Linked DNA regions of Homo sapiens: regions 1 and 3 are each linked to region 2. A link is a loop called in an ENCODE intact Hi-C map of the cell type or tissue named here. Cell type or tissue: PC-9. All regions are shown on one strand. Each heading gives the region's core, and the rest is flanking DNA. Links, peaks and the distances in the headings are about the cores only.

Evidence for each region. Peaks named below come from ENCODE experiments on the same cell type or tissue, not always from the same donor. Only the 100,000 strongest peaks of a DNase experiment are listed, where the experiment ranks them.
Region 1: it touches region 2 in a loop (6-fold over the local background); 6 of 110 quality-filtered maps call a loop at or near these places.
Region 3: a loop joins it to region 2, with 3.0 times the contacts of the local background. A loop is called at or near these places in 3 of 110 quality-filtered maps.

The regions. Positions count from the first base shown.
Region 1 is chr6:45,501,968-45,512,981 of GRCh38, forward strand. RUNX2 (RUNX family transcription factor 2) reads left to right here. Exons shown (of 9, transcript NM_001024630.4): 7 at 10,279-10,440. Among named protein-coding and RNA genes, the nearest start is that of RUNX2-AS1, 69 kb to the right of the region's middle. RefSeq lists an enhancer at 2,985-3,279. In PC-9, for the core only: no CTCF peak of the experiment used is centred there; a DNase peak (open chromatin) is centred at 5,484; H3K27ac peaks cover 3,367 bases.
Region 2 is chr6:45,441,537-45,452,550 of GRCh38, forward strand. All of the region lies in intron 5 of RUNX2 (RUNX family transcription factor 2), which reads left to right. Among named protein-coding and RNA genes, the nearest start is that of SUPT3H, 69 kb to the left of the region's middle. RefSeq lists an enhancer at 4,412-4,913. In PC-9, for the core only: no CTCF peak of the experiment used is centred there; a DNase peak (open chromatin) is centred at 4,435; H3K27ac peaks cover 2,616 bases.
Region 3 is chr6:45,581,439-45,592,452 of GRCh38, forward strand. No RefSeq gene overlaps it. Among named protein-coding and RNA genes, the nearest start is that of RUNX2-AS1, 10 kb to the left of the region's middle. In PC-9, for the core only: no CTCF peak of the experiment used is centred there; DNase peaks (open chromatin) are centred at 5,583 and 5,983; H3K27ac peaks cover 2,439 bases.

The DNA of each region.
Region 1 (11,014 bases), core at 2,967-7,966, 61 kb after region 2:
GTCGTAAACTTTAAAGGCATTATCTTCAAGTAATTTAACAGCTGTCATGTGGAGTAGTAATCCCAGAGAGCAAAACTAAGATTAGTAGTGATTGGAGTTATAGGGAGGCATATTTTACTTAATCTAAGGAAAAACTTTTTAGACCCTGCTCCATCAAGAAGCAGCCCCTTGAGTACTAGTTACCTACATTTTTGCCATGTTGTGGGATGTCATTTATCTTGGAGCAGAGACTTGAATTCATCTAAAGCAGCACACTGCTCTCCCTTATCTCCTCACTTCTCTTGGGCCTTAATTTCCTCTTATGCACGTTTGTTCTGCTCTTTCTATGTAAGATCATCCTTTTTGATAGGGAAGATTAAATCAAAATAGGGTTCGGTAATTTTCCTTTCTAACTTTCATTAATAAAAATTATGCCTATTGTTCTTGAACTTTGGCACATAATCACATCACCTGGGGAGCTTGTTAAACATACAGATGCCCAGGTTCTACCGCTGAATTAGAAGGTGTGAGGTGGAGCCGGCCCAAATCACTCCCAGCTGTAGGCCCAAGGCAGGCCTATTACTCAAGGCTCACCTTACCCATCCAGAACTCATCCTGATCCAGCCTGAGGCCATCTCAGGAGCCTCGCCCCCGTGATCAGCTGATGTGTGGAGGCAGCTAAGAGCCCGAAGCCTGAGTGCAGCCCCTGGACTCCACCCCTGTGTCCATTCCAGCTGTTGTTTTCTCTCCACACCCTTTCCTGCACGCCTGGTCCTAGACTGGACTTCTGCCCTGTTTCTTTTAGGATGCTGCCAGAGGGAGATTTTAAAAATGCATGTCTGATTATGTCACTCTATACCTAAACATCTTCTAAGGTGACCTATTGCATTTAGGATAAAGATTAAAATGTCTAGCATGGCCCAGCAGGGTCAGCACAGCCTGGCTCCTCCCTGCCTGCTCTCCATTCTCATCTCACAATATTTTGAAACTTTTTCACAATGTTCTAAACACAGGCCTTCTATCAAGTACATAAAAAAATGATATTGCCTTCTTCCCAGGAACTGGACACGGGCCTAAAGCCCTCTTAACCTCCCTTACTCATCTTCTAGACTTATGCTTGTCATTCAGGTCTTGGCTTGATCTTTACTACCTTAGAGAAGCTTTCCCTGATGCTCAATGTGGTTGGAGTTCCCATTTTATGGTACCATGAACATCTCTTTTTCAGCATTTACCATAGTTATATGATTATTTGATTAATGCCTGTCTCTCCTACCCAACTGTAAAACTCCATGGGACCAGGGATTAGGTCATAAAACTCCATAGCACCAGGGATTAGGTCTATTTTTATTCAACATTAATATTCCAAGTGCCTACACAATACCAGAGTAGATACCTGATACATATTTTTTTGAATGAATGAATGAGAGACAATTACTAGAACGATGGATATAATCATCCATGTGACATCAGGTATCACCATGCCTGGGGACCTTCTGTAATACCCCGACTGCCCATATCTGATTTCCTGGATGTTGACATCAGCCTGATTTGAACCTGAATTTACCACACCCAGTTCAATACTATGATTCGAACTAAGGGCCACTCTCCCTTGCCAGCATCACATCTCAGTGGCATTTCAAGTTCTTGTCCCACCCTTTTGTATCTCATTTCTCTCCCTCTTCTAGCTTTGCCGTTGAGATTCAGGATATGCCAAGGCTGAGAGGCCAGGACAGGTATGACATGTGGTATAGCCTCTTTCTTCTTCTATTAGATTTTTTTAAAACAAGAAATGCCTGTCCTTTTCTGTAAGACAGTTATGATCCCTATCTAGCAAAAGTTGGTGATACATAAGAGTGCTTCTCATCACCTTGTCTTAACAATGCAACTTCCTTCTGGTTTTTCTTTTAACATTTTATTACAGGATATGATATCTTAGGCCATACATATCGTTTTTCATTCTCTTCTCTGCTTATTGTCTTCTAAGTTTACTAATTCTCTCTTCTCCCATTGTTTGTGTTGTAATATAACCTATGGTCATGCCTGGTGTACCCTACATAGCCTCCAGTTTTAACCAGTTTGCTGCTTTTTTTTCTCAGATTTCATTTTTAGACTCTGTCACTCGGGTCTGTCTCCTGCTGGATGATTCTGGTAGCCACCAGATCAGTTGGAGAAGGCCCTTGGTGGGGACAAGGGGGGTCCGCACCTTGCTCTTGGGGCTTCTCAGCAGACATGAGCCAGATGCTCTGTGATGGGAGGCGCTGCATTGTCAGCTACCTTTCATAGCCACCCCAAGTCAGCTCTGCATGGCTTCAGTCATTTCTGATGCAGTTACAGTCTCCAGAAAGGACTGAGGGTTGGGAGCTCACTCTTCTGAGTGGTTAGCATCATAGCATTTTGTATCTGGAAAACATCTTAGAGATAACCCACCCATTCCCATGTTACAGGTGAAAACAGTGAGACTCAGAGGCCATAAATTATTCGTCCAAGCCTGCACAGTTAGTGCCAGAGCCTCCAGTCTAGGGCTCTTCCTATGCTTGGAGGAGGCCATTTGTTTGTAAACAGTTTCCTGTTAGTCAAGAGAACCAGAAATGAGTGAAGAAAGCTCATTCTAAAATTCCAGTCTTGCTGACAGGGTTATTAGAAAAGACATAGAATTTAACATTTCATATTTAGTGTAGATTGTTTTGAAATGGGAATCTCTGTATGTATGAATGTGTATATGTATAAGTGTGAGTATGTCTGTATTATGAATGACAGTAATATGACAGAAATAGTTTAAGATAGGAAATGGCAAATCTGCTCCTCTGTGTTAGGATGATTGACCCTGGTAGCAATTAAGAGGCATAGTTCTAAGCCAGTAGACTCTGTATATCATTTTTGACACCCCAGTTTTCTCAAGAAATATTTGAGGTTTACACAGCCTGATTTGAGTACTGTTTAGGGGGAAAATGGGTGGAGAATAAGGGGTGGGATTGTGGGGATCTTTGATTATACCTTGTTGCCCCAATACGGCAGGTACTCCCTGCAGACAGCTTTGGCAGAATCACTGGCTGCCATGGTGTCCTGTTACACAGAAGCCTGCTGGCCGCAGGAACAGGAAATAGCCTTTTGTATGCGGGTTCAGGCTTTGCTCCCATTGACTTGTTTCCTCCCGTCTGCATCAAGTTCAGCACCCTGTCCCTGGTGTGCCTTGTTGTGAGCAATTCCTAGGAAAGCAGATCCTCCTTCACACCCACACATGTTTAACCAAAGTGTTTACAAAAGGAGCCTTGCTAATAGCAGCTGCCTTGTTTCCAGCATACCTTTGGGCTTTCAGAAAGCTCTCTGCCTGCTCTGCTGCCCCCACTCAAACTTACTCATTCAGAAGAGAATTGGATATGTTTTCCCGGAGTCAGTTCATTTTCCTGGGATGCCTTTTTTTTTTTTTTTTCTTTTCTGCCTTCCTCCCTTCTCAATATAACTCCAAGTGTTTAGGGTTCAATTATGCAGATGCGAAATTTGGCTTTTTAGTCATTTGAAAGTATGGAGACTCCTAGAGCTCATGACTCTTCTATATCACTGTAGGAAGTGCATAGCCACCCCCTTTTTGTTCCCCATACCAGTGATTGTACTTCAGAAGCTGTGGTCCTGCTCAAAAAAGACTGTTTGCTTTCCTCATCTCCACAGGTTTACATAAAGGGTTGTCTCCATTTTTGCCTGATGAAAGGCAACTTGAGACAGAGGAACCACCCCTCTCCCAACTAGCATTTTTGAGCACCCCCTGGGTACGGTTTTGCCTTCTGTGCTTTTATGTTTTGTGGTTTATAGGATGGAAAGCAGATGCAACCACTCTCCAAGAAGTCTAAGCTGAAGGAACACCACCCTAGAAGGAGAACTTATAAAATCGATTCTGACATTGGTGCTCCATGGTTCCTTTCCATCTTTAGAGCGTTTTTAAAAACACAATTCCATGCTTGTGACAGACTTTGCCTCGGTTGAAACACATGCTGAAGGGATTCCTTATGACAGATGACTGGTTCCTTTTTACGGCTTTCAGTGGCTTCTACCTTAGACAGAAAAAGAGAAATTAACCTGAACTCTTAATAGCTAGATTTGGTCTACTCTCACGGAGGAAACCATGATTGCTTCTGAAAATGTGTTGTTGCAGATCTGAGGGGTCCAATAAATAGCCTTCCCTTTATTCCTGGTGGTGGTTCTTAGTGTGCTTTCTCGGCCCTGGGGACCCCTTTCTTCCTGGGTTCATCCTCAGGGCCCGCAGGAGCAGCCCTGGTCCTCTGCTTTGTTCTCTTCTCTCGCATGTAGTCATTTTGATCAATCACATCCTGTCTGTGAGTACAGCAGACCCATCAGATAGGAAAGACCTGATTTTCTCTCTCAAGTTTATGTTACAGGTCAGATTTGATTACCACTTCCCTCTAAGACCCCCTATTTTAGGTGGCAGGAGAGAAGTTGGTGGAGAAATAAGAGTGGAGTCATCTTTAGTGATACGTAGTGCCTCAGATTTCCCAAGCACTCAAGAGTGAGTGCATAAAAACCCAACACCAGAGGGTTGTTCATATATCATATCCATATAAAAACATGTCAATTTGTTGAATTTCTCTAATATAGTAATTAAAATAATATTGATACTGTTTCTGAAGATTGCCATATAAAAAGAATGAATTATAGTTTTTAAAAAAACATAAAAATATTTAAAGTTCAACAACAGTTTTGTTGTTGTTGTTGTTGAGACAAAGTCTCGCTCTGTCGCCCAGGCTGGAGTACAGTGGCGTGACTCAGTGCCTCCCAGGCTCAAATGATCCTCCCTCCTCAGCCTCTAGAGTAGCTGGGACCACAGGCATGTTTCACTGCACCCGGATAATTTTTGTATTTTTTTGTAGAGGTGGGGTTTCACCGTCTCTACAAAAGCCTGTTACCCAGGCTGGTCTCCAACTCCTGGGCTCAAGTGATCCACCCAACTTGGCCTTCCAAAGTACTGAGATTCCAGGCCTGAGCCACCGTGCCTGGCAACAGTTTTCTTTCCTTTTTTTTTTTTTGGAAACTTTCTGTGACATAGCATTGATTTAGCCCCCGAAAACTTGTAGGTAGTTCATGGCTTTGAGGTGACACTCTGGCTGACCTATAACTGCAGTCAGCCAGGGTGTCACCTTAAGGCCATGATTAAAAGTCAAGGATATTTGTGTTTATGCTGGAGTGTTAGGACATGGTTCTTCCCTCCATGTTTCTGTAGATTTGAAAAGACACACCATCCAATATAACTCTGGGTGAGGCAGGGTGACGGATGGATTATCCTTGCTCTGTGGGACCTGAGGCTGAGATAAAGACAGTTTCTTGTTTGTCGTTAATTAGTAGGTTTGTCTCAGAGCTAGGCCTTGTATCTTTCCTATTAGTAACTTTAGGATTGACTGATGATGCCTGAAAAACATCTATCACCTGTTCTGACTCATCCAATTTGAGAGTAAATCTCAGAAGTCTCAGGTTTCTTCAGGAAGTTGAGTTCAGAAATTGTTTATGAGATCAGGTTAAGGTGACTTTCCTCTACTATAAGCACTAATAATTGTCCATAAAAAGCAAATATGTTGTAATCATGTATTTATGACAGGATTATATTTTCTTGGTGATTGCGCATTTAGGAAGTGAAGACATTTTACAGCCATTTTTTTCCCCACTAAAAGATTGAAAAGGTTAAAGTGTACAGTATTTGAAAATACACTTAAAAAATTAGGATTTCTCTGGGAAGAAACCAAAACTTAAGAAAGAACATGATTAAGGTTAAGCCATTGTAAAAGGATATCAACGTGACTAACACGGACATATATGCTCCAAATTGTGAACTACACGGTACAGGAAGCTCTCCTAAAAATTGTACTCTGCCAGAAAAAGAGGTCAAGGGCTAGAAACAAATATAAAATGAAGGTTCAGTAAGATAGAGTCTTTAACTGTGGGAAACATTTATCAGGTTCTTTCCATATGCTAAACTCTATATTATATTATCTCATTTAATCATCAGACAACTTTATGAAGGAGATATTCTTATTTACTCCCATTTTATAGATGAGGAAACTTTAATCTTAGATACGTAATTTGTCCAATCACACAGTCTGGAAATGGTGGAGCTTGGATTGGTAATCACTCATTCACAAGGTATTAGAGAAGGCATGGGGGTGTTTGGAGACCATGGCTTTTGTTTAAAAGGTTGCTATCCTCTTTAAAATTGTTTTTTATGCTAGATCTAGTGAACCCCATAACCCCATATGGCAGTTCTTATATTTCCTTTTTTTTTTTTTTTTTTTTTTTTTGAGATGCAGTTTTGCTCTTGTTGCCCGGGCTGGAGTGCAATGGCGTGATCTCGGCTCACCGCAACCTCCGCCTCTTGGGTTCAAGAGATTCTCCTGCCTCAGCCTCCTGAGTAGCTGGGATTACAGGCATGTGCCACCACGCCCAGCTAATTTTGTGTTTTTAGTAGAGACAGGCTTTCTCCATGTTGGTCAGGCTGGTCTTGAGCTCCCAGCCTCAGGTGATCTGCCTGCCTTGGCCTTCCAAAGTGGTGGGATTACAGGTGTGAGCCACTGCTCCCGGCCTATTTTATTTTTCTTTAGTAACTCTTTCTTTAAGTCATTCTCATAGACTCTTAGGACAGTGACCTTGAAAGAGACTGGCTTGACTCTAGCCTATCCTCTGAGAGACAAAAAGACAAAGATAGATCTTCTGACTTGTTTAGGGATCTTGAGAACTTACTTTTCCTAATCTTGGATATTTGGAAAGGCCTCCACTAAAAGCAAAACTATCCTTTAACAGACTTTTCTAGTATATATTCTGGCAGTCAGGATGTAAAACCTAAAACCTCACGATATAAACCTCTTTGGTAGCTTAAAGAGAAATTAGAGAATTACTAATTATGACTTAATTTTAATATTTTATTATTCACTCAAGCCACCCTGAAAGGTTCATTCAATAGTTGTTTATTGAGTACTATGTGCAAGGCATTATACTTAGTTATGCTGAATCTGATCTTGGAAGTCTTTAAGAATAACAACATGAGACAAACCCAGCTACCCTAGATAGCATAGAGTCATATTTTAATATTTATTTTTAATAATGATGATTTTCCATTTACCATATATTATTTAATCTTCAGTCTGAGGATTCAACTCTTTGAGATAGTATTATCATCTCCATTTTGCAGATGAGGAAATTAAAGCTCAGTAACATTGAGAAACACAGCCCAGGTCACAAGGCTCAGGCAGGGCCTTCACCATGTGAGCTCCTAAAGAGAGTCAAAATAGTTTTTCTGTAGTACTTTATAGTTATCAAAATGCTTTTACTTGCATTATCTCATTTTCCAAAAATGAGAGTATTTATTATTGTATTCATTATATAGATAGCTCTTGTATTTATTATATACTTAATATGTGCTAAGAGTGCCAGGTACCATATTAGACATGGCCTAGTTCATGTAATCCTCACAAAAACCCTAATAAGTATCATTATTCCCATTTTATAGATGAGCCACCAAGGCCTAAAAGTTTAAGTGATATGCTCAGCACAGCAGGGAGGTTTAACTGAAGCCTAGGTTTGTCTGCACAGCCAGGATGTGTGACCACTTTACTATATTCACTTTTCTGTATTATGCTGCCTCATTTTCCAGATGAGGAAACTGAGATTCAGAGTTAGCTAACCCAGATGAGGTCATACAGCTTATCAATAGCGGAGCTGGCACGCCAACTCAGATCCTCTCACTAGAAAGCCCACTTGTTTCCCACTGTACTGAGCCGCCTTTCTGCACAAGGAGAACTGTATCTTACATCCAGGTTGAGTACCCTAATTCCTTTTCGTCATTTTTTACATTTCTTTGTATTTGTTCTTGTTTTTAGGCAGGGGGCCCTAGACGGATGACTTGTTGCAGGAGAGGAATGGTATAGGTTAAACTGCTTGCTCAGGAAGTCATCTGGGGAAGTTAGATGAGAACTCAAATCCAAATTTGAGTCCTGTGTACCCAACTTATTTAGCTATGTGGTTCTCAACCTCTTTGTCTTTTGAAAATGTTGCTTGAGAGAAGGACTTGCCCTTGCGAGACTGCTTTCCTGTGCTGTAAGGAATGAATCTTTTTCCATCTGAAGATCATTTACCGTTTCTCTGAATACTGAATTACATTAATGGTGTAAGGCAAGGAAGTATGTCAATATCAGATATATAACAAGGACCAGTCACTCAGATTTGAAATGTTGCCAATCTCTACAATCTCGGCCTTGAGAATTTTAAGGCACAGAAGCCCGTTACTTTAATGATCAATTATCCTTTAGATTTCTGAAGGAAAAGTTTGTTAACCACTTATAGTACTGCTTTTTTATTCAAATTGCAAACTCAGGTAAATGTTCTTTAAAATTGAATTGGATGACATTTTTCTGTATATGTCAATGTCAGTAAACATCCGATAAATATCCAGGTGTGTTTAATTATTTTGACTCAAGGAAGTATGTCCTATTTAAACAATCTTTAAATAAATTGTTTCTGAATTGAACAAATAAACAAGAAATAGCTGAACTAAACTGCTGTGACTGTATAGAAAAACTGAGAGGTTTTAACGGAGGAATGATCTAAAAATCCGCATCTTATTATACTCATTTTTACTTTTAGAGATAAACCTGAATTAACTGTTCAAGTATATTAATAGTTTTTATTTTCAAAGAATAATAGGTGATGTGTAGGGATAATTTGAAACCTATTCCAAGTGTATTAACTCCAGTTCAGATATGTTTGAAACATGGAACTTACCCTATGTCACCCAGAGTTTTTTTTTTAATATATATATGTATATAAAATAATTAATGCCTATTAAGTCTATTTTGTGCTAGTTTTCTCTTAATCGTTTTCTCCTGTAATTTTCATATCCTTATGATTCAGGTATTATTGCTGCCCCTCCTTCCTCACCTTTTACAGATGAGGAAACTGAGGCTCAGAGTGACTGAGTAATTAAGCCAAGGTTACACAGAAAGAAGAAGTCTCAGAACTTGGACCTAATTCTGAACATTCCAAAGTCCGTGCATATTCTAAGATACCAAGCTATCTTGTGAACAGCCTGGTCTATTAGAATTTTAAAAATTAACATAATTTAAAAATTAGCATAAAAACGTGTTAAGAGAAATTTGGTTATGATTTTGTTTGATTAGCCCTCAAGTAAGAGCAAAAGAGTTTGAAATACATACTTTTTTTGCTTTGGAAACATACAGCACATTTACCTTTTTTTCTGTATATAAGCAGAAGGTCTTTTAATAAATCTATGTGGCCTTGAGTTTGTACCTCCAAGAAACTCCTAGAGATACATCAAAAAATATTGTTAATGTTCAGCAATTAAACCTAAACAGCTGACTGCCCATTAGTTTTATTATTACAATGACTGTAGGTAACACTAGGCCAAATTCCAGACATGTGACTTCTTCTAAACAGATTCCAGTAGGATTAAAAACATTTCCCCGTTCTCCTGTTTTGGGGCATTTTCTTACTGTCAGAAACTATGGTGCTTAACATTGAAACTGGCTGGTGATGAAACTTTTCAGTTCTTAATGGTAGTTGACTTTGAAATTAAATTTTTGTCTTTTTCTTCCGGGTTATTTTCTGTTTTAGCTTTAGCATGAGAGTAACGTAACTGGCTTCCCTCCTTCCTGTTCATCTTACGTGCTGCCCCTCCATTCTCATTCCTGCCCTTATTCCCTTCACCCCATGCTAGAAAGGGCCATTCCATTGACCTGCCTGAAAAGAAAGTGCCCTGAGATGAAATCATGGAATCATGCACTTTAAAACCAAAAAGCATGTCTGAAAGATAGTAAGTAGCTGGATATGCAGCAGCGAAAGGCACAGTCTACATAGTCTTTAACCAAGTTAATTGTTCAGAAAATATTCTAACTTAGAAAAAGTTATCCATGTTCACTGGAGGAATTTTAGAGATACAGAAAATAAATATAATTCCACTTTGTAAAGATAACCAAAGCAGATTGTTTTCTAAATGACTATTAGACTTTCGAAATTGAAATATTTGGAAGAGAGAGACAAATAGTCTTTATGCATCATCCATTTTGTTGCTTTCATTGAGACTCAAAGTCTAGAACGCTTTGTGCTATTTAAGGCCTGAAAGGATGGGGTTATAAGAGATAAATAGCCATTCCTTATATATTATATATATATAAGCCATTTTTTTTTCTCTCCCTGTTTTTCTGCTTTTTCCTTTCTGAGTTTTGGGTTGCATGTTTCTAAGGCTGCAATGGTTGCTATACTAAAGATTTTTCTTTTTCTTTTTCCCAGACCCCAGGCAGGCACAGTCTTCCCCGCCGTGGTCCTATGACCAGTCTTACCCCTCCTACCTGAGCCAGATGACGTCCCCGTCCATCCACTCTACCACCCCGCTGTCTTCCACACGGGGCACTGGGCTTCCTGCCATCACCGATGTGCCTAGGCGCATTTCAGGTAAAGACCGTGCTTTAACTAAAAATCCATCCCTGCACAGGGGTCGGGGGGAGTGGGATGGGCTGAGCCTGTCTCATCCATGCTCACAGTGACTCTCTATTAGAGGCATGTGGGCAAGGGAATGACAACTGGCAAATTAAATCTTCTGAATTATGGGGTTATCAAACACTGGAACATTTTAAGTCAAGAGACTGAAAATCCGCTAGAGATGGCATACTTTTAACATGGTATTTAATGCCGCCCAGTTAGTGTCCTGCTGAATTGTATCCCATTTGGTGGGCACTGTCTCATAACTAGGGCCTTTTCCTGAGGGTATTATGCCAGGATTTCCTCTGCTTGTGTTCCTTTCTTTTCGTAACATCTGCCTATAAACAAGATTGATGGCACAGCCCTCCATTCCTAAAGGCTTATAAGTCCCAGGAGTCCAAGCTAGTCAGTTCCAAGAGAGAGCACCTGCAAACTTAGGATCTTTGTCAGAAACTAGTCATTTGAAGTGCTGTGAGGCCTGGAAGAATCTTAAAAGACAATGCGTGGCCTCTGAGTGGCTAACTCAAGAAGGAGGCAGACTTTCTGT
Region 2 (11,014 bases), core at 2,153-7,152:
GTTCATTAAGTGTCAGCTATTATTACATCAATTTTCTTTAGTGTCAGACGTTGGCTGTAGAGTTTTGCTTATGGTATGCCTCTAGGAAACAGATAACATCTATAGATTCTGTTCTCTAGTATATTACTTTTTTCCCCCTGCAGATGACTTTACTAATTTTTGCTCATTAGTAAATGACACTAATAAGTATTATAAATTATGCCTGAGCAGATATTCATGCTCCTCAGGGAAAGCTGTGCAGAACTGATGATAAATTTAATTTGTTTGCAGCAAAGTCCAAGAGCAGATGCTATGGCACTAGTACCCCACTGTGAGGCCTTGCCTATCAACACATCTGCCAAGACTTGCTTTTCACTCAAAAATCCAAAAGGTTTCATCCTTCTATGTTTTCTGTCTCTGGCAGCTGAACCAGTGCTGTCACATCACAAACAACTTCTTTTCTTAATATACACATCTGGCGTTGGCAGTTGGACTAACTTCATAAGAGCACATGATCATCACTCATTACAAGATTAAAAAGTACCCTATGGCATCATTGATGTTTTTTAACTTTGATCTTTTGCAGTTGTGATTCATCTCGGTTATAAAACTTCCCTTTAAAGGAACATAGCCGATGACTTATTAGAACCTTCATCTTAAGTAGCGTAAACATGAAAATGGTACACATCTTTACAAAATGCCATTTATTTTCTTTGCCAGCTTATCATTTTAAGACATGACATCATACTTAAGATCCCAAATTTGTAAGTCTTGTGTTTAGGCAAGGCATTTTGACCTTCTGTTGGCAAGCTAGCTCTGAAGAACAACTGTCAGCCGGAGAAGTGGTGTAGCAGCAGCAGCAATAGTAATGCATTTAGATACCTAGCTCTTTGAAACATCGGTTTCTATTAGGATCCCTTGTTCCATCTGTGGACTTGGTTCCACCTCCAGTCTGATTTAAATAATTTCTACAGGAATGTGAAAACTTGGTTAGCAACATCATATTCTATAGAAGTGGTTCAGAGTTAGGGAAGAGGACTGATGGGAGAAGGTATTATTTGTTGTGCAGAGGATGGAAAAAGTAAATAAGCTTACATAGGATACTTTAAATTCTCTTGCTGTATTTTTTAGTTGTCTATTACTAAATAATAAACTACCCTCGAATATAACATCCAGTTTATTATTTCTTATGATTCTGTGGGTTGATTGGGGTTCATCTGGATGGTTTTTCTATTTGTCAGGCTTGGGGTCTATCATGTAGCTGCAATCAGATAGTGGCTGGTGCTGGAACATCCCACATGCTTCATTTATGTGTCTGATGCCTTGGTGGGATGGCTGCATGGTTGGGCTCAGCTGGAATGATGCAACAGCAGGCCCCACTGCATCTCTTTCCATATAATCCTGGATCCTCTTCCTCTCCACGTGGCCTCTCCATGTGGTCTTTCCCGCTGAGTCTGACTTCTCACATGGCGGCAGCTCAGGGCTCCCTAAGGTACAAAAGTGAGAGTTCTCAGGCCTTGCTTTTTTTTTTTTTTTTTTTTTTTTTTTTGAGATGAGGTCTTGCCCTGTCATCCAGGCTGGAGTACAGTGCCATGATCATAGCTAACTCCAACCTCAAACTCCTGGGCTCAAGTGATCCATCCTCTCACCTCAGCCTCCTGAGTAGCTGGGACTACAAGTAAGTGCCACTATACCTGGCTAATGTTTACATTTTTTGTAGAGATGGGGTCTCACTATGTTTCCTAGGCTGGTCTTGAACTCCTGGCCTCAAGTGATCCTCCTGCTTTGGCCTCCTGAGCAGCTGGAATTATAGGTGTGAGCCACTGCACCCAAGGATGTTGGGCCTTCTTAAGGATTAGGCTCAGAACTGGCATGGAATTGCTTCCTCTAGATTTGATTGGTTGAAGCAAGACACAGGTGCAGCCTGGATTTAAGGGAAAAAAACCACCAATGGTGTGAATGTTGGGGGATGTGGTTCATGACACCAATGTCATCAACTTACATAAGTGCTTAGCTGGCAGTTGTCATTGTCACAACAGGAAAAATAATTCTTTTCAAGGTGCCATCTTCTGAAAGGACTCTTGGCTTTTTCAATCTAGGGGACATTCAAAGAAAATACTCCAAATTTACTAGTCTAATCGTAGTGTCATTCTGAATTGAACAGATTTGGTAAATATCAGATGAATTAGTGGTGGGTATTCCCTTGTGGTGCTTGGTATTAGCAGATCACTACTCAAGTGAGAAGAACATTAGATGTTTGAACAAAAAGAAGTATGAGCCTTGCCCAGCAACATGACAAGTCTGTAGCAGAAATATCTTATGAATCCTCAGATGGTTAAGATTAGAGGTTTTTTTTCAATTTTTAAAATTTTTTTTCGAGATGGAGTGGCATGATCTTGATCTAGGCTCACTGCAACCTCCATCTTCCAGATTCAAGCAATTACCCTGCCTCAGCCTCCCAAATAGCTAGGATTACAGGTGTGTACCACCATGCCTGGCTAATTTTTATATTTTTAGTAGAGACGGGATTTTGCCATGTTGGCCGACTGATATCGACCTCCTGACCTCAGGTGATCTGCCCGCCTCGGCCTCCCAAAGTGCTGGGATTACAGGCGTGAGCCACTGCGCCTGGCCAAGATTAGAGGTTTTATACTTTGTATCATCCAACTTTGAAATTCTTGCTTGCTGGCACCTTGGCAAACCTACTGCCTGACACATGTGAGTGGGTTTCTAAAAATTTTTGTGTGTCGGGTCTCAGGTAGGTAAACCATATTTACTCTCAAGGAGAGACCAAAGCTGTGAATTGTGTACTTCCTGCCAGGGCACTGGCATTCACCACTGATCAGCCAGCCACCTGTCTCAACCTGGTGGGAAAAAGGAGAAGCTCTGCCTTTTTCCCTCCGGTGATCTAGCTCCTTTCTTGCAAGCTCAGAGTACATGGCTGCAACATTTCTCTGCTTGTCTTTGTGTGTAGCTTCAGTAAGGGTCTGGGGCTTAGGTTAGTGAGAGGTTATCTGGAAGTATAGGGTACTGTTGGTATTTCTAGGCTTGCCTTAGTATCCTGCTTCACTCAGCTTGTTAGGCTTAGGTCCTGCAGCTAAACTATTTTCTTTTCCTGTTTGCTTATTCTCAGTTGTGCCCAATTCATCAACAAATCTGTAATTGTTCAGAGAAGTTTTATTTCTCTGTATTTTTGAGGCATGTCCAATTGCAGAAGTTTTACCTTAACAAACTTGAGTGAACAGACTTAACGAAACAGGTGGTGTAGGCAAGACATCATCTCATTTTTCTCTTACGCTGTTCCACCTAGTTCTGGGACTGCTTTCCAGCCTGGTGAAGGGTGGAGAGAATGGAGGGGTTGACATTTTTCTCTTCCTCATTCCAGCTGATGTCAGCGGCAGCTCGCTTTTATCCTCCATTACTTTTCATCTTAGTTGGGTGAAGGAATAGACTTTTTATGCCAAAGGCTAGCCCATGACTTTTGCTTATTTACCAAAAGAGGATGCTTATTTTATTTTATTTTATTTCAGATGGAGTCTTGCTCTGTCTCCCAGGCTGGAGTGCAGTGGCGGGATCTCGGCTCACTGCAACCTCCACCTCCTGGGTTCAAGCGATTCTCCTGCCTCAGCCTCCTGAGTAGCTGGGATTACAAGTGTGTGCCACCACACCTGGCTAATTTTTTGTATTTTTAGTGGAGACGGGATTTCACCATGTTGGCCAGGCTGGTCTCAAACTCCTGACCTGGTGATTCACCCGCCTCAGCTTCCCAAAATGTTGGGATTATAGGTGTGAGCCACCGCGCCCGGCCCAGGAAGATGCTTATTTAGAGATTGGTCACATGTGAAATAAGGTGAGGGTACATGTAAAATATGTTGGATAGAGGGACAGCAGATGTATTTTTTAAGATTATTTGATTCTTCTGGACACAGTTCTTGCATTCACATTCTTGCAGTCTGTGAGGATGATTTGAAAAAACCTTGATAGCCTTTGTGCCATGCCCCAGATGCTGCAGGCCTGGGTTTTAGTCCTTAGCACAAAGCATTAGTAGAGAAGCCCTTAACTTCCTGACTTTCAGACTTCCCCTGGGTTCTTCACTGTCTCCGAAGTGCCCAAGGAATAGAATTTATGGGTAAATGCCATGTTTTGATATTTACAAGTTGGCAAATACAAGCAGCAATTTGATTGTCATAGATATTAATCACTTGGCTACCAGTATATAAAACATCGTTGAAAATCTTTAACTTAAGAGAATAATAACAGTAAGAAAACCCCACTGTTCTCTGTTTCCCTTTCTTCAAGAAGGATGAGGGGGGCGGGGGGATGGGTCAGAAGCGCTGGTGGAGGTTATGTCTGGTGGTTGGTGGAATGTGCTCTTGAGAAGACCAGTTTTAAATATCTTTCAGTCCTTTTTTTTTGTTGACTGGCTGTCAGGAGCTGGGAAGATAGCCAAGAAGGAAATGACACATCGAGAGGCATTTTGTGTTGTGCAACATTCTGTGGAACTGATGCAAGGATATATGGCCTGTTTACACATTCCTTCGCTCGCAGACTGCATGGCAGTAATTTAATTCAGCAGCACATGGCATGCTGCAGCAAGGAGCTATGGCATTAACATCCTTTCATGGCAAATTATCACAGCCGTTAAAACATGCTCGTGTCCCTCCTTTGCACTCTTCCCTGGCTTCCCAGCTCTGAATATGCGTTTTCATTGTATTGGACTTGTGTTAACAAGGTGCTGTAGCTTTCACAGCAAGAGCACAGTTTCCACATGCATATGTTCCAGTTGATATATTTACTTCTAACTAAATATAGCATGGCAAGTTTTCAAGTGATATGTGTTCTAAAAACACATACATGCTTGATCCAAATGTGTCAGTAGTTTGTATCTTAGTGTAAGTCAGAGATCATTCATTCTGAAAATAGTGTTAGGGACTTGACAGGGACTTGAGAGAAAGAGGTTCCCCTCCCCCCCTTTTTTTGTCTCTCTTTTTTTTTTTTTTAAATAATAATGACCTTTCGTTCTCAAGAAAGATAATTCCTGATAGATCACTGAAATATTCTGTTCACCTCTATTTTGTTTGTGCCATGGCAATTTCTTCAAGGAAGACTAGACCAGTGAATAGGACATACTTAAAAATAGCAGGGAAAAAAAAGATTTGTTGTATTGCTTTTCCCATTCATACCTGTCCATACCTAGCATTTTTATAGGATACATTTATGATGTCAACTAAAGAACATCTTTGGCCTTCACATAAAATCTCTAAAGTTTTTATTTAAGCAGGTATAAAAAATAATTAATTGCTCTTGTTTGTTCAAGTAATTTTGGAAATTAAGAAAAGGCATAAAAACCATTTAGGTCTAAAATATTAATTCAAGATCATATGTAACAGTTAAAATAAAAGACTGTGTTTGTAAGTAGCAAAGGAAGGGCTCCAGTTCTCATAATTTCTCTGCTACTGCACACTGGTGGTGAAAATCTATTTGTTGGAAGACCAAAACTCTTCATTAAAATTTAGGTTTAAGGCTTAAACCCAAGCACCCCTGGAAAAGGTAACTCAGACTTAAATTCTTATTAAGATAAAAACAAGTGACATAGAATCATTTTTTGGGAAGTAGGTTTTGGAAGATAGGGGAGGAGTGGTCAGTGAAATCCTGGGTACTAGAAAGTAAACAGTGAGTGGCAGTGTGCAGCAGGCAGGACCTTTGCCGGCCTTGAGGCCAGTGGTTGCCAACTTCAGGCATCACAGTTTTGCTGCAGGTCAACTGTAGCAATGAGCATTCCTGATGCTTTCCAGTTCTGATATACTCTTAAGAGTGCAAGATTTTGTTATTGAAAGGTGAGAGTTTTAGGGTTCTGTATTTCCATATCTCTCTCTTTTGCAAATGTTTTCCTTTCAGAGTATTCCTTTTCTGTTGTTCTAGATACATGCTAGCTTTCCTACTCTATTGGTTTGCAAGTTATCATTGAATGTGTTTCTTTTATTTTAGTATTATCTTTACCATTTTAATATGTATATTTGTCTTATTAAAATTAATCATGATCTCTGTCCATACAAGAACTTTAGCATTCTTTAAACTGCAGTCTCACCCCCTCTCTTCTAATGTCGTTATCTGATATTTTAGTAGATCCTTGTTTTATATTTCCTGGATTAGTCATTATCGGTGTTTAAAAAATGTTTATACTTGTATTTATCCATTATGTTTATTGATTCATTTGCTTATCATTCCTTCTTTCACCTTAGTTCTTCCTTTTAAGTTGAGTTTGCTTTTTTCTTGATGTAGATCCTTCAGTAATTCCTTCAATGAGAAACTGTTAGTGTGAAACTCTCAGAGAGTTTTTATTCCTGAAAATGTTAGCAGTTGTGTGTGTTAGCTGCTGCCAACATGCGGTGATGTGAGAGGCGTTCTGCTGAAAGCCTGTCTGCTTTGAGTGCCTGAGATCCACACTTCCAGTCATTCCTTTGTATTGAAACTTTCAGGTCATTATTATCAGGTTAGCTGGAGTAGTATTTAAGGAAATGGAACACAGGACAGATAATATTCATGAAAGATGGTGGAAGGGAAATGTTTCTAAGCTCCTGTCACTCTGGAGAACTCTGGAGAGGTCTAGGGTCAGTGAGTGGGGAGGAGGTCAGAGGGAATGTTCCTGCAGAGGAGAAAGCAAACGGGGAGGAAATTAAATCCCTTATTTTACACTTTTGCCATGGGCAGGCACTGAGTTGCTTTGGAACTTTTTATCCAAATTTATGTTAAAGAACTCCACCATTACACTTGCTCTGCAGAGGTCATGTGGCTGTTGCTCCCTGAGCAACCGGAGCAGGAATCCTTAGATATTGGTGTCCACACGTTTCTGTCATTTTGGTGAGAGTACAGGACTCAGAACCACAAGAGCTGTCTTTTGTAGGGTAAACGAATCAACGAATTAAGAAGAGGGAAGAAAATAATGTGTGGACTAGAGGAACATGGTTTAAAAGGGCCAGGAGACCACGATCTGGGGTGAGACTAGCTCTGGGCAAGGTGGATGGGGTGACTCCAGTGCTGGCTCGGTGTGTGTCTTCCTGGGGTTGTGCAGTAGTTGGCAGGTGGGGAAGACATCAGATGACACTGAAGCAAGCTGGTGCTTTCTGCCTTGCCGTGAACTCTCAGAATGCATATGCACCCTCCACAACATGCATTCTCATCTTCTCATTTACCTCCTTGGAGTTAAATTTTATGAGATACAATCTGGGTAAAAACGCTAGCATGTATTTTGGTTGCGGGGGATACTCAGGATGATTAATCTGGGCCTTATGCCTCCTTAGGATTGGCCCAGGAAATTATTAGTAGGCAAAGATGGGCCCTTCAAGGAGATGATGAAGGTACCAAATGCAGGTTGTTCTACAAGAAGTGAGGAGAAATATAGATGTGTAAAAAGAAGGGTGAGTGTGAAGTCTGGGTTACTAATTCTAGAGCTTTGGTTTCTGTTTCACCCCCTCACTGTTTACTCCAGCCTACAAAAACAAGTGACAATGTGTTTTCTACCATGAAGGCTATTTCAGAGTAGCTTAACAGGGAATTAATCTGTAAGGGTAGTTTGTGTTTAAGAGGTGGATTCCCTTATGGCTAAGGGGATTGGAGGACTCAGGAATTCTTCTTTTGAGACCTCATTGCCATCTTTGTGACCTTAAGCAAACCACTAAACTTTTCTCTACTTCTATTTCTTCATCTTTCAAATGGAAATAGACATGAAGGCAACTTCACAAAGTAGCTGGGAGTAACTCCTAAGGAATGATCATAAAGTACTTGGCACACATGAAGGGCAGCTTAAATACCAATTAGTAATTATGTAGCGCCTTTCTGCCAAGGAGTTCCAAATGCTTAGACATTACCTCAGTGATTCTCTGTACATCTCTCTGAGGGAGGCGTTATGCATTTTACACATAGGTAAACTGAGGCATGGACACCTGAGAACTCATTTGTCCTATGTTACTCTGCAAGTCAGCAGATGATTTATAGAGACAGGCAAGGATTCCAGATATTTTCCTGTTTATCCTGTTGCCGTTTGTCAAGTCTGTGTAAGTGTTGGGCCCAGGGGATTCTTGGTTGATGTGATGAAGCAGTGTTACATAAGAAGCATGCTTAATGCTGCAGTAGCATCGCTGAATAGTACAGAAGTCAAAGTTATAAGGCCTGGCACAGAGTGGGCATGCAGTTCATGGACATAGGCATGTTTGTTGAATGAGTATTGAATTCATTTTAACAGCTGAAAACACTGAATTTTGTGAGATGAAAATAATACATTGTATAACTTAACCTCAATAGAATCTTACTTTGAATACCAGTGAAATGAATTTAGTACTTAAAAAAAATTAACTTTAAAAAATTGCACAAGTGAAAAAATTGCACACTAGAAAATAAAAACTAATAATAACAAAGAAGAAGACAGAGATCACTCATAATTGCATCTCCCAAGATTACCACTACTAACATCGTGATGTGTATCTCCCAGATATTCTGTGATAGATAATGCTGGTACTGTTATGAAAGATAACAGAAGTTGGGGAAATAACATCAGGAAAATGATGGAATGCTACAGAATGGCATGACCACATTGAAGCTCAAAGGAGAGCGAATAACTGGAAATGAGGATAATTGCTGTAAGGAAAAGGAGCATGACAATAGAACCGACAATTGTTTCCAGTTAATGGCTGCCTCTGTGATGTGAAGGGCCTGTGCTGCCTGAATGATGTGGGACTAGATGGATCTGAGAAAGATCCGTTCCTCCCCCAACCCTGTCCCACCACTGAAAATACCATCTCCCTTTAAAATAGCTGACAGAGCCTTTTTTTTGGTGACAATTAGAGATGTGTTTTAAAATGTAAATATTTCCGGCATGGGAACATTTATTCATTCAAAAAATTACTTTTGAGTGCTTACTGTTAGCCAGGTGCCAGGCAGGCGTGATCCTCCCTTTGAGGAGCCTACATTCTGTAGAGAAAAAAGGCAAGAAACAAGTAAACAAACATTTCTCTATAATCACATCTAATTGCAAATTGTGATAAGTGCTGTAAAGGGAACTGATGTCATAGTAAAGAGTAATGGAGTGGGAGGGAACAGGATGGAACCTATTGAAGAGTGGTCCAAGGAAGGCCTGTCTGGGGAGATGACATCGGAGCACAGACCTAAAGGGTGAGAAGAAGCCAGTTTGAGGAAGAGTTGGGGGAAGAGACATCAAGGCAAAAGGTACATTGTGTGCAAACCTTGAACACAGTCAGTATCAGAATCTAATATCTAATTTTGCAAGGTGAGAGGGCATTAGCAATGCCTACATGGTTGGGAAGAGGTTGCAAAAAAAGTAGACTGGACTCACACACCCAAAAGTGGCTGTTTATAATTGTACCCAAGGCTGGTGTGGTGTAATTAGAGGAGCACAAAAGGACTCTTCATGTTCATCCCTCCTGGCCCCAAACCACTCTCTTATCATTCTCACCAGGTGCCTGAGATTCTTCTTCGAGTTAAGGCTTCGAGGACAGGATGTTCATAGATGTTATCTACAAAGGATAACACATTCTAAGCCATTTTTGGTGAACAACTTGGTTTAAATAAGTGAATCAAATCAGATTAGCTAGATACTTATTTTATAGCAGAGGACCACAAGACCCAAATTGGTAGGGAAAGCAGGTTGAGAAAGACCTTGAAGAGCTCTGGTGAGAAAAATCGAGTGGGAGGAGGTGGAGGGGGAATGGCTTGTCTGTAGCTGGGGCTCCGTAAGAATTCTGGGTCCCGAATAACATGTTTTCTTAGATGAAGAGCAATAGGAGTGGGCTTGTACTAAAAATAACCCAAACAAAGCTGTAGGCTACCTATATAAGTAGATTCTCTTAGGACTATGTATCATGCAGTAAAGCCTTGGCTTATGTGGACAATGAGAAGCAATCCCGAAGGTGATCTGGGTTTCAAAACATAAGAGCAACATGGAAAACTTCAGAATGTTTAGCGAAGAGCATTGATGATGATTAAAGGCTTGTAAAATTGAACCTATGAGGATAAGTTGAAAGACTTGGGATCGTTTAGCTTCAAGAAGAGGAGACTGAAAAATGACTTAATAACAGACTCAAAATTATGAGAGTTATTAAGCTATGTATGGTGACCAGCTGTTTTGTTTCTGGCAAGGTCAGAGAAAGAATAGGTTTCAAATGAATTAGGTTAGATTTAAAGAAGAACTTCTTGACTATAAGAATTGTTAAATAGTACAGGTTGCTGAAGGATGAGGGCTTGAATGGAGGGCTTTTCAAATACCTTCCATTTTAGTGATTCTCTGTGTGTTTATAAAGTGCAACAAAGTGCCACCTTTCTGCTTTCAAAATCAAAGGCATGATTTCTGTTTTCCATTATAATTCTGAAGCTCAGACTCGCAGAGGTTTGTGGACATAAATAATGAGGGTAATTTGTCTTGACTCTGTGGCCATTAGAATCTTTAATTGAGAAAAATATGACCAAAAAGAGAAACAGATCTGCCATATGATCAAAAAATTGTTACTGATAATCAGAATAGGTGCATTATTAATTTTGGACTGAGGGGGATAATGTTTTATTGTTAGAAAAACCCACGTTCATTTGATTTGTATATTCCAGATAGAAAAGGTAGGGGGCTTTATGAAATTGATTCATTTTTGTCTGTTCCTCCCTATGGGGAGAAATTAAAAACATTTCCAGGTGACACCAAAGTTCGTATAACCTGGAGCTTGAGTGATGCAATCCAAAAATCAACCTCAAGGAATTTATTGTCACAGGGAAGGAAACAGAGAGGAAATAGGCAGGATTTATTTCTGAAAACAGAAACCTTCATGCATTTAAAGACTGGCAGAGAAGTGAAGTTGAGCAGAGCAAGTCTGAGAAAGGCTGGCTGAACACACCATTCCTTTCAGCTTTGGAGCTGGAGCTGCAGGAAAGAAAGAGCCCTGTTTTCAGGGTTAACTTTTCTTGGAGAAGCCAAGCATCAGAGTTTGTATTTTTAAGTTTATTTTTTAATTCATTCTTTTGCTTATTAAATACC
Region 3 (11,014 bases), core at 3,484-8,483, 140 kb after region 2:
GATTGATTGGTTTTATTCACTCAACTCTGAATTCCATTTTTCCCCTCTATTCCACCCTAAAAATTTTAATATGCAACTTTAACATAATTTAATTGAAAGCTAATTAATATAAGCTTTTTCTGAACAATACAAGAAACAAAGAACTCTTGAAATCTAAGTATTCATCTCTAAATTTTACATGAAGTTATCCAGATTTTAATTATCTCTTGATTTTTAAAGATTCATAAATTAGACATTGTTGTTTGGTACATATAAGTGTTTGTTTAGATTTATCCACATGTTTACTTTTATCTTTGTCATTGACTCACTTGCAATGCAGATCTACCTTCTGGGATGATTTCTTTCTAAAATGAATGTCCTTTAGATGTTTCTACAATGACAATATTCTGTTAATAAAGTCTCTCAATTTGTGATAGTTTGAAATTGTGTTTCTTTGACCATCCCTCTTTTTTTTTTTTTTTAAAGGAAAGATAGCTTTCTTTGTTTAGAATTCTAGATAGCTATTTGACATTAGTTGGTTGATCTGAAGTCATTCAATTTTCCCTGCTGGTCTTGAGAGCTCAGCTATGACCTGATCATTCTTTTTCAGACAATCTACCTGTTCTCTCTGATTGCTTTTAAGGTCTCTTTGTCTTTGTTGTTCTGCAGCTTCACTATGGTATATCTAGGCAGGGATTTCTTCGGTATTCTCTAGGCTTTCTCAATTTGTGCACTGGTGTCTTTCATTAACTCTGGACAATTCTTAGCTATTATCTCTTTTAATATTGCTTCTCCCCATTCTCTTTATTGCTTCCTATAAAACATTCTCAAATTATTCTTTACATTTTCTCACCATTTTTCACATTTCTCATTGCTTTTTTTACTACTAGATTCTGTGTAATCTCTTCAGTATTAAAGTTCATTGATTTTAATGTTTACCCTATTTATTTAAATTATTTCATTTATTACATTTTTAATTTCTAAATTTCTGTTTGGTACTTTTCAAATGTGGCTAATTTTGATAGTCTCTTTTACCTTTCACATAGTTTCAATCTCCTCTCATATTTATAAACCTATTAAACATACTAATTGTATATTCTATATTTGAATAATTCCAGTATCTGTGGTCTTTGAAGGTCTGATTGTAGAGTTTATTGTTTCTGCTGACTTTCACTCAGAGTTGTTTATTTACTTTTTATTACTGATTTTTTTTCTACAGAGCTCATTTTCTTTGTAACTTAATAATATGTAGTAATTCTTTGAGGCTCCATTTATCACCAACTTGGAATCAATTTAACTTTGTAGAGTTTTATTTTAGCCACATTTGTTGTGTATATTCAGGCCCAAAGTTATAAACCTACACATCTGTAGTTAGAAATAGGGAGGGGGAACTTTTTCTTTTTCTTTCTTTGTTTTTTTTTTTTTTTTCTACTCAGAGTCAAGACCAAGCCAGTCATGTATCTCCACCTTGTTCTGTGGGATAGATGTTTTTTTAGCTCCGTCAATGGAGTGTTGCCTTTCCATGATATTGGCTTATTTGTGGGTCTCCATTCTGATATTTCACTCACCTTGAGCTTCAGATTTTTTTCTCTCATGTGCAGGAAATGCTGACTCCATCACTTGATGATGACTCTGGATTTGGGCATTCTGATCATTCATGGGGCCCAAGGAATTACTTTCTAGATAGATCTGTCATACATTTAAAATTTTTTTTATATTTTTCCTAGTATAGTGAGGGATTTTTCTTAAAATCATGTCTACTCTATTGTCAAAAAGGTAAGACCTCACTTTTTTGCATATTGGGTAAATTATGTCTCTGAACTTTCATTTATTTCCTCAGTAAGGTGAAAAAACACATATCATTAAGATTTTTGTGAGGATTAAATAAAAGACTGGATATAAATGCCTTCCATGTAGACATTTAATAAATGATGATTGTTACTATTACTGCTGCCACTATTCTACTATCAATATTAGTACAACCTATTACTAACAACACAAAAGAGCCTGTTCTTCCATGGAGAATCAAATAACTATCCAATTAAAACAAAAATAGTTAATTTTTAAAATAGTTAAGATTTAAGCTTTCTAAACATATTTTTCATGTGTATTATGTTGGGGAGGGTCTTTTGTTTTTAAACACTACCCCTTGAGTAGTTAATAATAACAGACATGGGCCTGTACTCTGAGCTATATCTTTGATAGTGGTATGTGTGTGGGCTAGAAGTTGGGCTCCAGTCAATAACCAACACCAGAGTCCATAGTGGAAACACTTCCGTTCTGTGCAGCATGGGTGGGCAAGCTGAAAGAACACCACTTATTGGAAGAAAGGTGCTACACATATACAATGAGGTGTTATATTTATTATTATTTCTATTTTAAATTATCCATTGAAGAAAGAAGACATGGAGAGAATTTTTAGTGAGGTCCAGGGTCAAATTGGGTTCAGAAGCCCAAAGGGGAACATGGTAGTTTTCTGACTGGGATGCATGTGACCTTGGGCAGGTCAACTAACCTCTCCCAGCTTCATTCCCCTCATGGGTAAAGCAGAAGAGTGGGACTGTGTAGTTTTAGGGAACTTGTACATCTAAATTCTATGATTCTCATCTTTTATTCTCATCCATATCCCCTGGACTCCCTAGTTCACTGACTTCTAGGACCCATAATTATGACTATGTGAAAGAATACTCTTTAATCCAGCGATGCATTCCCAGAGTGACATGTGCTCTAATGTGAGAAACAGTAATGAGAGCTACAGTAGAAACAGAATCCTTCAGTGGCTTTGGCCTCCCCAACTTGATGAGATGCTCATTCATCTCGGGTGTGTGGTTGGAACATGAGTGGGTACAAAAAAGGTGCCAAAATTGCTGCCTGAGGAAGGAAGTAGTTGGAATTGATACCCTGTGAGTGGGGTTAGCTATGTGCAAAAGTAGACCACACCTAGAAACAGGGTATAGTTGTGTTTCTAAGAAGACTCAAGAAGCAACTTGATCCTGTCAGGGGACTGGGCCATATCCCTCAGCCTGGAGTGCAGGGGGTGAAATGTACAGCACTGGTACACGAAGGAGGAAATGGCTGAAGTGCAGTGGTCTCTTTGGAGTGGCTTGGAAGCAAAGGCATATTTCTGTTGATGGGACATATTAGGAAAGGACAGTGATGTTAGAGATAGTTAGAATGAGGCTCAAAGCATGGCTTTTGGAGCCTCTCATCTCTAACTGGAGGCCAAAAGCAGTGGCATGGGGGCTGTTCTGTCATTGTTTCCCAAACTTCAGTCATTTGGATGCCACAGTTAAGATGTTTGCTGTATCCACCTGCTCTATTATTTCTTTAACATTTGTATTGAAGTTGATTTGTTTTTATTGAAATGTTTATTTTAAAAGGAAGCTTTCTATCATTATCAGAAAAAAACCAGTATCACTTGCCATAATTAGAAGACAATCATCCTGTCTCCCCCCCGCACACCATGAAAATAAAGCAATGTCATGAAGTCCTAACGAGGTTATCTTACCTGTAGAAGGCTGTGGGCCTGAGGATTGCTCCTTTCCTGTTAAAGGGAAGATTAGAAAGTGTTGGACTCACCAGCACACCCAGACTTTCTTCTTGGAGTAGTAAGAAAGACTGACAGATCATAGTAATGGGTAAAATTTGTTGAGTCTCTTTTTACATATCCTCCCATTGACACCTCCAGATTTTATGAGACCAGTGATTCTATCATTTCCATTTGTTTTCTAGCTGAGGACATCAAGTCTGAGAGAATAAACCACTTGCTCAGAGCACCCAAGCTAGCTAGGGGTGTAGACAATGGGAAGCGAAGAAATTTGACTCCAGACCTGGAGTTCTTCAGCACAGGACTATATCTTCTCTTACGTGTCAGTCTGTGCTATTGAATGCTTTGACTTCATGGCCTCTGAGAGCATCTCAAGTGCCTCCTACAAGCATTTGCTGTATCAGGAGTTTCAGGAATCTTACCTGAAGGTGCTTAATAAGGATTGGTCTCTTCTCCTCCCCACAACCCTCCTGTTCATGGGACAGACCATCCTGAGCCTTGGTTCCAGTATTCAAGGATGCTGGAAGAGAGGTGGCCACTTCATCTCAAAACACTCGTCCTTGTCCTCTGACAATCCCAGAATTTCCAGGCAACCTTCCAATGGTGACCTGCTTTCCACAGTGGGCTTTCCAACTGGGGTGAGAATGAACCCATCAACTGATAGTAACGCTTGATTTTTGGTTCACAGATGTACCTTAGTGATGGGTACAGGGCCCTCTATCAATATTTACTGAATGAGTGAGTAAATGTTTGGCAGTTATATTTCTAAAACTAACAATGAGATTAATAATAAAATGGCTACTTTATGAAGCTCCCATGCTACACCTGACTTGGTCTTAAATGTCCCTCCTGTGTTATTTCCTCAAACAACCCTATGAAGTAGGTGCTGTTGTCCTCTTTTACAGATGAGGTTGGAAACTGAAGAGCTAAGTAACTGTTTGATCCAAAGCCTGTGGGTGCTCCCAACTCTTGCTTATGCTGCTCCCATCAGAATTGCCCACATGGCTCTGAGTTCTGATGGATTTGGTTAATGATGGTCAGGCCCTTTGAGCACCACCTCTGACTTTACTAACAAGCTGAGTCTCGTTTCCGTCGGCCCCAGTTTCTTCATCTACAAACAGAATATTACTGAAGAGAGCACATGAATGCACTTGGTACATGGCCAGCATTCAATAAAAGGCATTTCTTATTATGGGGAGGAAGCAAAGAGGAACCGCATGGGGAAAGAGAAGCCACTTCAGGAGGATAATGGAGATGGCAGCAACGTTCTTTCTGTTTTTTGGTAACTATGGTGAAGGTGTCAGACAAGGCCTCCAAATGCCAATTTCCCCCTTTCTCAGAAATGCCCCAGAGAGCAAACTCTCCCACCCCAAGTTCCCCCAGAATGAGTATTCAGCACCCTTAGTTGTTGGATACACATCCTCCTGGGCCATGTGGCCCCCCTGCTGCCCGTTGCAGAAACAGCCTGCTGCAGCTGTGGCATTGCAGGAAGTTAATCCCCTCACTCAGGGCGGAGACCAGAGATGGGTGGAACACCCGAGAAGCACAGGCAACGGTGGTGATAATGAAGAGCGTGTGCGAGGCTGGGGGGGCCACCAGGGAGGGGCGGGAGGGCCCCCTGGAGGGTGCAGGGAGGAAAGGGTGCTGAAGCCTCTAGTTAGCTGAGCTCAGCCCCTCCAGCCTGGACACTGGCAGGGTACAGTCCTTCCCAGGGCAGTGTCAGCAACTTGACCCTGGCACCCGAAGATCCCTTCCACCATGGAGTGTGAGGTCTGAATTTGAGAAAGACTCTGTTAATGTGATGTGGTCTCTTGTCTTTATCCATCCTCATTACCCCACACCCCCGCCCCTTTTCAATCACTGTATCAACCCTCAGTTGCCTGTTTACTTGGTTTTGTGGTTTTTCACTTAGATGTGGTTAGAGAAAGGTGGGGTCAGAGGACAGGTTCTCCACCCCGCTCCTTCACCCCCACCCAAGTGTTCTACTTGGTCTCAGAGAGCAGAACATGACACTCTTGGCACAGCAGATAGATAGGGAAATTCTGATTCAGTTTCTCTGGGGTGGGGTCCACGTGTAGGTATGTGCTCTAAGCTCCCAGGTGATCGAGAGCCACTGCTGTAGTTATTGAAGGTATTGGATGACTCACTGCATTTAGAAGGCAAGTCAGTGGGGAAAAAGTTGAACCCAGCTAGTAAGAGTTAGCATTTCTTATTCCTGCACAAACATTAGCTAAGGAGGATTTGACTACCTAGAGTCTTTTGACAAGGCTCTCAAAAACTTATTCCCAGCACTCCATGGATGTGGACAAAGAGTATATATTGTCCAGCTCATTTTATACCTGCAAAATGGCATAGTTAGTAAATCACTGGGGAGCTAAGAAGTTATGATAACAATGGAATGACTTAGCAGAGATGATGGTGGTGGTGATAAGAGGGACAAGCCAAGACCCGAAACCTTTGATGCTCAGATCATTCCACAGTTCTTCAGATGTTATTGAACCAATAGGTGTGCCCTAGAATAATGAATTCCATCCAATACCATCTGCCAGATCCTGGAGGCCATCTTAAACCTACCAGGATAGCTTGGAGGGCACAAATGCCACTTAAGGAGAGAGAGGACAGAGCCAGGGCTGCTTCCTGCCAATATATTTACAGGAGAGATTATGGGCTTAGAGCCTCAGTGAGACTCTGTAGAAAGATATGAGGAAGTTTAGGGATTTTTAAGGAAATGATAGCTTACTTCGTGGGCAGTGCCTGTGTGCTGGATAGTCAGTGGGGCAGTGGTGTGGTGTCAGGACATGCCAGGTGCACACGTAGCAGGCCTGCAGAAGTCTCAGTTATGAAAAGCGTGGAACACACCATCAGTGACAGATGGAGAGGCCCCCCACCCCCACTCTCACCCTGCCACACCCTACCCCAGCCTCTTAGACCACAGGTGCAGACCCAACTCCAGAGTTTGCAACACAGATCAGTAAGAGTCTCCTTCATTGTGTTATTTATATTTTCCCTTCCCCAGCAAGATTGCCTGGTTCAAGATTCGTTATCCACCAGCAGTTACCATTGAGAAATGATGATAGAACATGAAATACCACTCACAATGACAGCTAAACCCACAACATACCTGGGAATTGACCTCACAGAAGATCCCCCAAACGTTTTTGGGAAATTAACAAACAAACTATTTTAAAGTGTGTAAAAATGAAAGGATGATATTATAGCAGAATACCTTCAATGTAAAGTAAAACATGTATACTCCATTTTTAAAAATGATATAGACATATTCAAGGACTTACAGTAAGTAAGTGGATAACCCTGGGAAGAGGGAATAAACTAGGGGCTCATATACATAGACACATATATATTATCTGATAATACCTAAACACATTTCCTCAGCAAATAATAGTTGCTTTCTTGAATACTCAACCCAAACAGGCAAAATGTGTGTATCTTCCATGGTGCTTAGCTCAGTGCCTTGCATGAAAAAGGTGCTCAATACACATTTTTGTAAAAGTTCCATTAAAAATAATATTTATATAATATTTACACATTATGAATGTATAGCAAATTTAGAACATGTACATTATAGAGAGAATCTAGAAAATACACATTATGAAAATTTATAAAATATCGATAATCAAAAGTATGTTAAACTCACCCATACTACTCCTTATGGATAACCCCTATGAACATTTCTAGATTTATTATTCCAGATTTCAATTAGGGTATTTTTTATGATTGATTGATGACTTTTACTATGTTTTCATCCAGTAGTTTTAGCCAGTTTGTAGTTTGAATGAAAACCATTTTGAAATGAGTTCAGTGTACAAAATATTCACTATGCATGAAGTGTAGTGTGTGCAAGGCAGGAGCAGCTAGCCTGGGAGTGAGTCCGAAAGGTGATGTCAAGGAAGACGAGGGGTCAGTCAGGCTCAATGTGATGGGGTTGATCAGGAGAGGGACAACAGGGTGTTGGCAAACCTTCTGTAAATAGCCAGATAGTTAATATTTGCAGGTCCTATTATCTCTGTTACAACTACTCTACTGTGCTGTCATACTGTGAAAGCAGCCAGAGGCAATATGTAAACGAGTGAGCATGGCTGTGTTCCAATAAAACTTATGGGCATTGAAATTTAAATTTCCTATAAGTTTTTCATGTCACAAAGTATTCTTCTTTCAATTTTATATTAAAAAAAAACCAATTCTTAGCTTGTGGACCATACAAAAACAGGTGGTAGGCTAGATTTGGTCCATGGACCACCGTTTGCAGACTTTTGGGGGTGATGTCACAGGACGAAGGAAAAGACCAGAGGCAAGAGAAACCTTGGCAAGTTAAAGAGCTAATGGAAGGGTGTGATAGATCATTGAGTGGGAGGCTGGAGGTGAGGCGTGCTCCTGGAGAGGCTTCAGACACCCATAGCTCGGCTCCATGTGCCACTGAAAGGTTGGGAGTAGTGGAGAGAGATCAGCTGGAATGGACTTCAGAAGAGGATCCATTCTGGGATTATACCAACATTCAAACCATTGCTCAAACTATGTTAGGCCAGAAAGTCTGGTTTCAGGTTCTTCTGAACTCCTTCAAGAAGAAAGAGCAACACACAGGAAAACAATGCCCCGCCTTGAGAACACCCAAGATTTAACACAAATAATCATCTTGAGGTTGGAGTGTGAGAGGTTTACATAAATAACTTCACCAATAGGGTGGATGGTCTATGGCGTCCTTGCAAAGTCAGCTGTGGCAGTCTATTCCTCCCCCTACCCTCCTTATAATGATACTCCTTTCTACTCATTTTTGGTCTCCTCTTCCCACATCCCATTGGTGTTGTGTTCCCATCACTCCCACTTACCTCATCCCCAGCTCTCTTGAGTGCAGAATCAGATCACCTTGCCTAAATGGCACTGCTACTGTCTTGATTGGTCTCATCCTGATTTAAATGCTACCTTGAAACCTTTGTAAATAGAGGTTCACTATTTCCTTAGTTATTTCGTCCCCCACTTCCCACACCTCCTTGTGACACCAGGCTGCAAGTGTATGCAATAACCTGGACTGGACTGGGCAGAGGAAAGATTATGTTTACTCTCACTTAATTATATTTTACTGAAATTAAATGTGTACCTCAATGAAACATGACACATCACAAAATCTAAGCAGACTGTTTTTCTACACCTAGTACCTGATCTTAGCCTGGTTTCTTGCACCTTTTTCCAGATTTCCTGGACATGGTGTTTTGGTGCAATACCTACCTATTTTAACTCCATCTCTCTTCCAACTGCAAGAAGGCTTTGGCTTTCAGCATTTGGAGTTTAAGATTTGATTACTCATCCAGGGGAAATATTCAGAAGTGATCTCATAGGCATGATTTGCACCTTGCAAGCTTGCTTAGAATATTAAGCAGGGGGTTTTCCAAGTAGACTTGCCTCACTGTCCTGTTTGCAGGCCTAAATTATGAAGCAATTAATATACAGCACATAAAACTGTCCAGTCTGTTTGTTCTTGCTGTCATATCGTCAGTAATGATGGCAGGAACTGACTAATGAACCGGCCCAAGTATCTATGTACACTGAGAAAGAGAGAGGAAGAAAGGGGGCCAGTGGCAGAGAGCACGCAGAACAAGTATAACTCATATTTCTCAAAGAGCACGACTCTTCCATTTCCTAATGCTTTTCTCATGAATAGTTTGGGTCTTTTTTTTTTTAAAGTCTTTATGAAATTTAAGCCCTGTTTCCCATTTCACTGAAAAACCTTTAAGAAAAGACATTTTTCATACTTAAGACTTTTTCAAATCTCTCCTAACCAGTTACACTCTGTATTGTATCTTTCGTAGCTGGCAGCCATCCAGCGACAATCCTTAAAAATCCCTTTACAGTTTTAGAGGAAAATACAAGCTCTCATTTACCACTGGATCGAGTCAGAAAATAAAAGCTTAATGCCTTGACAGGCCTGGATATTTTTTTGAGGCCTAAGTCTGATTTATGGCAGTAGCCGGCAAACCAGGCTGGTGAAATATTTGCTGCTGCTCCTAGGGATATGGAAAAATGAAGTGTGAAGTTCTGGGGAGAGCAGGCCACAGCCTTCCAGTCACTAAACACTCCCACCAAGTTGGCAGGGGAACAGAGCCCTGGGCTGCAAGATGAACCTCAAAGGAAAAGGGAGGAGAAAAGGACTGCGCACCGTGTCAAAATACTGCCAAGGCTTAACGCTCACCATACATTTTGTGACCTGGGGTAGGATGTTTATGAGGGGGGTTTAGGGAGGAAAGAGAAGAGAAACATTTTCTTCCTTCTTTATTTATTCTATTTTCTTTACAGCTTCCCTGTAGGGGTTTCAGTCCAAGTAGAAGAAATTAAGAGCAACAACAGGAATGTAGGAAGTTGCTTAAGCCCCCATCATAAAATTGTTCAGATCGAAAAATATGATCTGGTTAGAAAGAAAGCACTGGCCTGCCTTAGGGCTTGCAGCTTCAAGGTGGGGTGACAGACCCACTTCCCCACACCATGGGTCCCCAGATCTGAGAGCATGGAAGTTGAGATTTTCATTCCCATGAAAAGGGAATTTCCTAGAGGTAGAAGTGAGGTGAGTTTTCTCCCCTAGAATTTTGTTGAAGTGAGTCATCACAAATGCACAAGCCAGGCAAAACACTTGGTGTTTTTATTTTTTCTTTCCTTTATGTAAAAAAAAAGTATGTATATATATAAAACAGTTAATATCCACTGTTTAGATTTGTTTTTAATTTTAGGTTTCTGAAGTAGAGTCTTGGATACCCGTGCTTGTCTCAAAGAGCTTTATCTGTACTTGGTGTTATTCACAGAGGAGATGAGTGGAGCCCCCACAGAAAAGCAGGGGTTGATTTTAGTTGTTTTCTGAAGTGCAAAAAAGTTCTCTTCTAGTTGATATTTTTGATAAACAAAGGCAAAAAAGGGCAAAGATGGAAAACATGCATCTCATTTTCTCCTCACACGAACTTATCTTCGGAAGATCAGTTTCAAAATCTGATTCATTTGAGGGTTGAATAAGGGTTTTTTTTGTTTTTTGTTTTTGTTTTTTTTTAAATAACAGCACTTCTGTCTGCTAGGCAGAGATTTATGTTCCTGTGAAGTCTTGGGTCAGTTAAAGCCGTCTCAGTAATTACAGAAATGTTTATATCCATGTGCAGTCATCCCCCTTCCCCTCACTAAATCACTAATAAACACACCTACTCTCACTCAAACAGACTCCCAGACTCACCTAACGCCCCCACAAAAACTATCTCACTCATTTACTCCCTTATCACAAAGTTAAACGTAGAGGTAATTCAAGTCAATAAATATTTATTGATGCCTACCATGTATAAGGCACTGTTAGGCAATGCAGGGGATCAGGGTCGGGGGCTGCGGGTGGAATACAAAAGCAAGATTCTGGTCCCAGGCTTCAAGATATTTGCAATTTAATGGAGGAGGAAACTGGACTTTGATCCATTTGCCTTTTAGTAAAACCTACATTTTAAAAACAAT